2 separate regions of the Mus musculus genome follow, and region 1 is linked to region 2. A link is a loop called in an ENCODE intact Hi-C map of the cell type or tissue named here. Cell type or tissue: left cerebral cortex. All regions are shown on one strand. Each heading gives the region's core, and the rest is flanking DNA. Links, peaks and the distances in the headings are about the cores only.

Region 1 (2,921 bases), core at 203-2,702, 210 kb after region 2:
ATTGATGGAAGACAAAAGAAAATGCCTTAGGTAGCCTGGAAAGGTTGGTCTTGTTTTTCTGTGAAAGCATAAACTCCTTTGGCCAATGATGTAGAGAAAATGGATCTCACAGAGCCAATATTTTGATCAACAAATGCATGTAGTTTATTTGAGGTGCTGGAGGTGACAGAACAGAAGATAACCAGTTGCTTCTTTATTCTTAGACCAAATCTGACCTAATAATTTCTGCTAACTTGTAATTTCTAGGTTCTCTAAACATCTCATCTCAATTTACTCTTTAGGCATGGAGAATATGGCTGGAGATTGGAGTGTGGGCATTGGGAAGAGCCCAGAACATTCTCTATCCCTCTCTGCTTCCTTTGATTGGTGGCCAAGGGGCTCCAGCTGCTATGGACTAGTTGTAGCGTTGTGGACTCCTGCTAAGTTTGTGCTGGGTTTTTCCCCCAACTCTGTACCTAGAGCAGCTTCCTGATGTATTTCAAATCTGAGCCACCTCATTGTTGCTCTTTGACTTATCAACTCCTGTACCATTGAGAGTGCCTAGTGTTAGTATAATAGCCAATACTAGTTACTAAGTTCCTCTCAATAATTAGACAAGGCCTTCTTTTGTAGGCTGTAGGTTAGTTAATTGAGAAAAAAAAAGCTCACAGGGTGCTTCTTTGAACAGTCTGTGCACAGCCTCCTGCAAACAAAGGTAGTGTCCTTCACTTACTTGCAGATGTAGGTGGTAGCAACTGCAGACAGAGAAAGTAGCCCTCACAGCCTTCCCTTTTCAGACATAGGTGGTACCCTTCTCTTGCCTGCAGTGACAAGAAAGGCTCACATTGAAAAAACAGTTGGTTTGTATATTCAAGAGTGAGCAGGTAATTCTAGGAACCAAGGAGGGGAGGGAGCAGGAAGGGAGAGATTAATTCAGGTGTCATCAGTCAAAAAGCATAACACAGTGACAATGATAACAGGAGCTTCAAAGGAGGGTCAAGTTGCCAGATGACACTGACTTGGACCAAGCTGAAATCCAACTGTCTACTCTGTAATTCACTCACAGAGAGAAAAAAATGAATTGTCTATTGATTTTGAATAGCATATTCCCTGTAGGGATGGCTATTCTTGTCAGAACACTTGAGGTAACTCCCCAGACAGACACAAAAATTTCAGGATCACCTCTCACACACACACTGGTCACCTGCCATTTCTTTAATTGGTGACATTTAGGGAGTCCTCTTGAGGGAACTTTGTCTTGTTACTTACTACAAGCCTCCTAACCCCAGGGGAAATGCCCTTGTGACCCCTACTGGCAGTGCTGAGTAAGTACCACAGAGTTCTTCAGAGCAGACATCAGAGTGCAGTCCAGCCCTGCTTGGATGGAAGCTTAAACATGGAGCATCAGCTCACCCTGATTAGACAGGCTGGAAAGGCAAAACCAAATAATCACTACATATGTACCAATAATGGAACAATCGAGTAAGCACAAAGGGAGAAGACTGCTATCAATATTTAACAATAAGATCAGTGTACAGAGGGTGCTCTACTGAGAACATGGAGGTGATCAGAGAGGCAGAAACAGTTCCATGGTGACACACTGTCACAGTCAGGAAGGAGAGAAGGCCTGGCTGCATGCGGGAATTTCAGGTATGAAGGTACAAGGCAATCAAGATGATTAAGAAGGAGAGGATGATGAGCAATAATGTCATGTTCACTTGCATAGAGATTGTTTGGAGGGATAGAGACGAAATGCAGAGTGGAGTCAAGGGTCTTTCCCAAGCTTCTTGAGCCTACAAGGCCTCTGTATTGATGCTACTCAGAGGCTGAGCTGGACTACTTGTAGCTAGATTGAAGGAGAAGCAATCTGACTATAGTTCTAAGAGAGGCAATATCTCGCCCCCTTCCCCTGCTGCCTGCCCCCCCCTCTCTCCCTCTCTCTCTCTGTCTCCCTTCCTCTCTGTCTCTCTCTCTCTGTCTATCTTGCTCTGTCTCTCTATCTCTGTCTCTCCCTTCTCTGTGTACTGCAGAAGTCAATCTTGGTTGTCATAGATCACCAATAGGCTAGACTGGCTGACCAGTGAACTCCAAAGATCTGTCTCTGCCTCCCCAACCCTGAAATTACAAGTGCCATATCTGCAACCCCCCTCTTACTATGTGTATGTGTGTGTGTGTGTGTGTGTGTGTGTGTGTGTGTCTGTCTGTCCGTCTGTGGGTGCTGGGGATCCAGGTTAGGTTCTTATATTTGAGTGGCAAACATTTTATCAATGGAACTATCTCCCAGCTGTCTCCCCAATTCTTTGCCAGTATCTTTGTAGCTATTTGGTACCACAGGCAACTTGGGAATAGCTCATTCTATAGAGAGATCACGGGTATTGGGTAAAAACAATTTATACAGGACAAATAACTTGAGAAACCAGTTAGGCTATAGTTGTGAGCCATAGATATTACCTAGAGTTTTCCTTGCCTTATGCAAGCCCATGGCCCTTGGTTAGAGCAAGACAAAGATGAATGGCAGAGCACCGAAAACTTGGAGGACTTTTTGGTTTGGAACTGTCAGGTCTGAAGCAGGAAATGTACGAGTCAATAGGATAGCAAGTTAAGGGAGGTGAATTCTGTGACCTTGAAGTTGGATGGCTTAACTCTGAATCCTACCTCCATTACACAATCTCTAGACCAGCTCAGTTTTCCTACTTGCATCTTGGGTTTATAGTTTTCAAGTAGTTACAATACCAGGGATCAACTTATGTACACATAGGGAGTGGGATTGCATGGCAGCACACTTGCTGACATCATGAGGACCTGAGTTTAACCTCCAACTCTCCAAAAATAGATGGTGAGTAAACAAGTAAAGAAAACCAATGAAGTGTGCACCATTATCTGAATCCCCATTGGCTCATGTGTATGAACACTTGGTCACCAGATGATGGTGCTGTTTGGAA
Region 2 (2,921 bases), core at 129-2,628:
TGTATATTCCAGAAACCATATGAAAAGAATCATGAGTGTATGGAGGGGAAGAGGAGCTCTAGTGTGGCCAGAGACACTGGTGGTATCATTTAAGATTCTCTTTTATATTAGACAAATGAGCTGAGGAGCATACTTAGAATCTGACCTACTAAAGAACTAAAACACAATGGCCACTATATATACAGAGTATCATATCCTCCTAAATTATTAATTGAATAGGAGGTTTCTTGTTTTCAGCAAATGCAACTTCTTTGGATTTTGAACTTTGGGGGAAATAAAATATTTAAAGAAGACTTTAAAGGTCAGCCTCACCATTAATAAGTTACATTTACTTCAGGAACCATCCTACTGCTCTCAGTAATGTTTCATAACTTACCGTGTCCCACTTGGCATTCATTTTCTCCTTTTCAAATTTAGCAAATTCCCTTCTGTCATGAATTATCATTAAAAGTTTCCAAATCAGCAGCAAGGCAAGGCCAATAAGAACAATTCCAGCAACCACGCCTGCTACAATTGGGATGATGTCGGGACCAGTAGGACAGTCTACAAATGAAAAGGTTAATCGTGAGCATAAAAAGACTGAGTATATACAAAGTTCACATGACCACAAAGAGTTGGATGGGATCTTACAAAATTAATAGTGCTGAACACTCAAGAGACTGCACTGTCCCAAAAACCTATTTAAAAGCTACTAAGTTCCAGGCTAGGTGTGGTGGCACATACCTTTAATCTCAAAATGGAGTTCTAGGAGTTTGAGGTCAGCCTGATCTACAAAGTGAGTTCCAGACCAGACAAGGTAAGACCCTGTCTCAAACAAAAAGAAGCTACTAGGCTCTAACAAGGGAGCTTAGAAGACAGTAGAAAATATGATCAGCAGGTCATTTATTTGGGGGTCATAAAATCTATTTCTTTAGCTAAAGACTGAAAAATGTTAAAAAAAAATCGTAACAGCATCAAAAATAATGAAAAGCTTATATATAATTAAAATATTTTTTCAAGATTATAAAGTACTAAGTAATGATAAAAGACAGTAGTAAAGATGATTGGCAGCCAGACATGGTAGTATAGGTTAGCATTCAAGTGGCAGAGGCTGCAAGATTGCCACAACTTCGAAGTAGCCTAATGTAGGTTGTTAGTTCCAGACTGGCCAAGGGCTACATGGTAAGACTGTCCTCAAGCAAATAAAAATGACTGGGGTAATTGGAGAAATCCATGGCACATGAAAAAAACCCTCTAACCCTAACCCTAACCCTCTGCCCACATACTAAATTAATTTTTAAAAAGACAGTATTTTATCAAGATGCATTTTCCCCAATTTAATCTGTAATCTATTGCCATGTCAATCAAAGTCTCATCATTAACACTGTAGAAATAAATCAGGAAGCCACTATTGCAACACCCTGGGTTCACTGCACACCACCACAAAAACAGCAATAAAGCCCCTGTGTTCAAAAATTGCTAAGGCAATGGAAAAACACAGAGGCACATACAACAGTATTCACAGTGCTCCTGTCTGGTGCTGCAGAACAATGCAGAGACCACAAGAGGGCTCAGTGGGTAAAGGCACTTGCTAACAAGACTGACCACATGTGTCTGATGCTCAGGAACCCATCCAGCAAAAGAGAAACAATTCCACAAAGTTGTCCTCTCTTTTTTCAAACACTAAAAGCATTTGTAAAAAGAAGTAAAAGTTGGAGCATTTCCTGTAACACTGAACAGACGTTTACCACATCCTCTAAAATGTGTCCATACCAGAAACCTGACAGAGTGACAAGGAAGGCTACTAGGAAAACAAAGGTGAAATGTGCTTAGTTTCCGGGAAGTTGAACAAATTCAACATTAATAATATCTTTAGGATATCTTCTTCCGGCTCCTAAAGCTGGATCAAGCTCAGATTTAAATAGCACCAACAGTATAGCATGGGTTCCATTTACATAAACTTGATTCCTTCCTTAGTTGTTATATAATTAGCCAAATTCTACTTTAAGCTTTGAGAAGAAAATATCCCAATATAAACCTAATATAAATAGTAAGATAAGAATACAGGCTGTTTCTGCCACCAGAACCCCAGCAATGACTCAGAATAAAAGCAAGGCATCATAAGAAACAATGCTAGGCATCCTCTGACTTCTACCTGGAGTCTCCACAACATGCACGATAGCTTCATTGTTGCCATTCACTGAATAGGTGAAATAGAACCAGCAGTCATCAATGTCCTTCTCCTTGCAATGGGTCACAGGATCGACCTGCACCGGCTGGGGCAACTTCTCCCTGCTTTCTACTTTGGTGAGATTGAAGTGGGAGCACTCCTGTGCACACGTGTCTTTCTTTTCTCCTTTATTGAAGGCTCTGCACTGAACACATTCTCTAAGACAGAAATTGTTACACTTAGCGTGTATTAAGATTAACTTTGCTTAGAATACTTCATGTGCTAAACTAATGGCCATACCAATCTAAGGGCAATATACATTCAGAGGAAATAGGCATTATGCTCCACATGAGATCCTGGTTTCCAGCAGCCTCAGCCAAGCCACGGCCACTAAGGCCAGCAACACTCTGGCTGGCAAACCTGTCAAAGAATAAAGGGGTAGGTAATAAATTCTCCAGACCCACCTTGGACTAAGTCCACTGGCAGTAGCAAAGCACCCAGGAAGCCTCTGGCTACAGAAGCTGCCTGAAGCATGTGCCCTCCACTGGAGGAATAAGGAGCTTCAGTAAAGGCCAGTGACTATGGGGCCTAGTAACACCAAGCCTTATCAAGAAGAGTTCACCCAACATCGGATTCACAAACCTTACTTCCTAGTCAGCTATGGGGACCTGCTCAGCATCCAGTACAGACCCTGGCATCCAGAGCACAGCTATGGTTGCTACACAGATGCCAATTAGGCCTACACTGTGAATCCTTTTTGTAAAGACACCAG

The links. Hi-C counts contacts between places; a loop is a spot of excess contacts. Peaks named below come from ENCODE experiments on the same cell type or tissue, not always from the same donor. Only the 100,000 strongest peaks of a DNase experiment are listed, where the experiment ranks them.
Region 1: it touches region 2 in a loop (3-fold over the local background); 7 of 42 quality-filtered maps call a loop at or near these places.

The regions. Positions count from the first base shown.
Region 1 is chr8:128,517,934-128,520,854 of GRCm38, reverse strand. No RefSeq gene overlaps it. Among named protein-coding and RNA genes, the nearest start is that of Gm32643, 26 kb to the right of the region's middle. In left cerebral cortex, for the core only: a CTCF peak has its summit at 1,297 (motif pointing left); a DNase peak (open chromatin) is centred at 1,308.
Region 2 is chr8:128,723,642-128,726,562 of GRCm38, reverse strand. Itgb1 (integrin beta 1 (fibronectin receptor beta)) reads right to left here. Exons shown (of 16, transcript NM_010578.2): 14 at 2,135-2,367; 15 at 377-543. Among named protein-coding and RNA genes, the nearest start is that of Itgb1, 39 kb to the right of the region's middle. In left cerebral cortex, for the core only: a CTCF peak has its summit at 1,543 (motif pointing right); DNase peaks (open chromatin) are centred at 1,575 and 2,025; H3K27ac peaks cover 406 bases.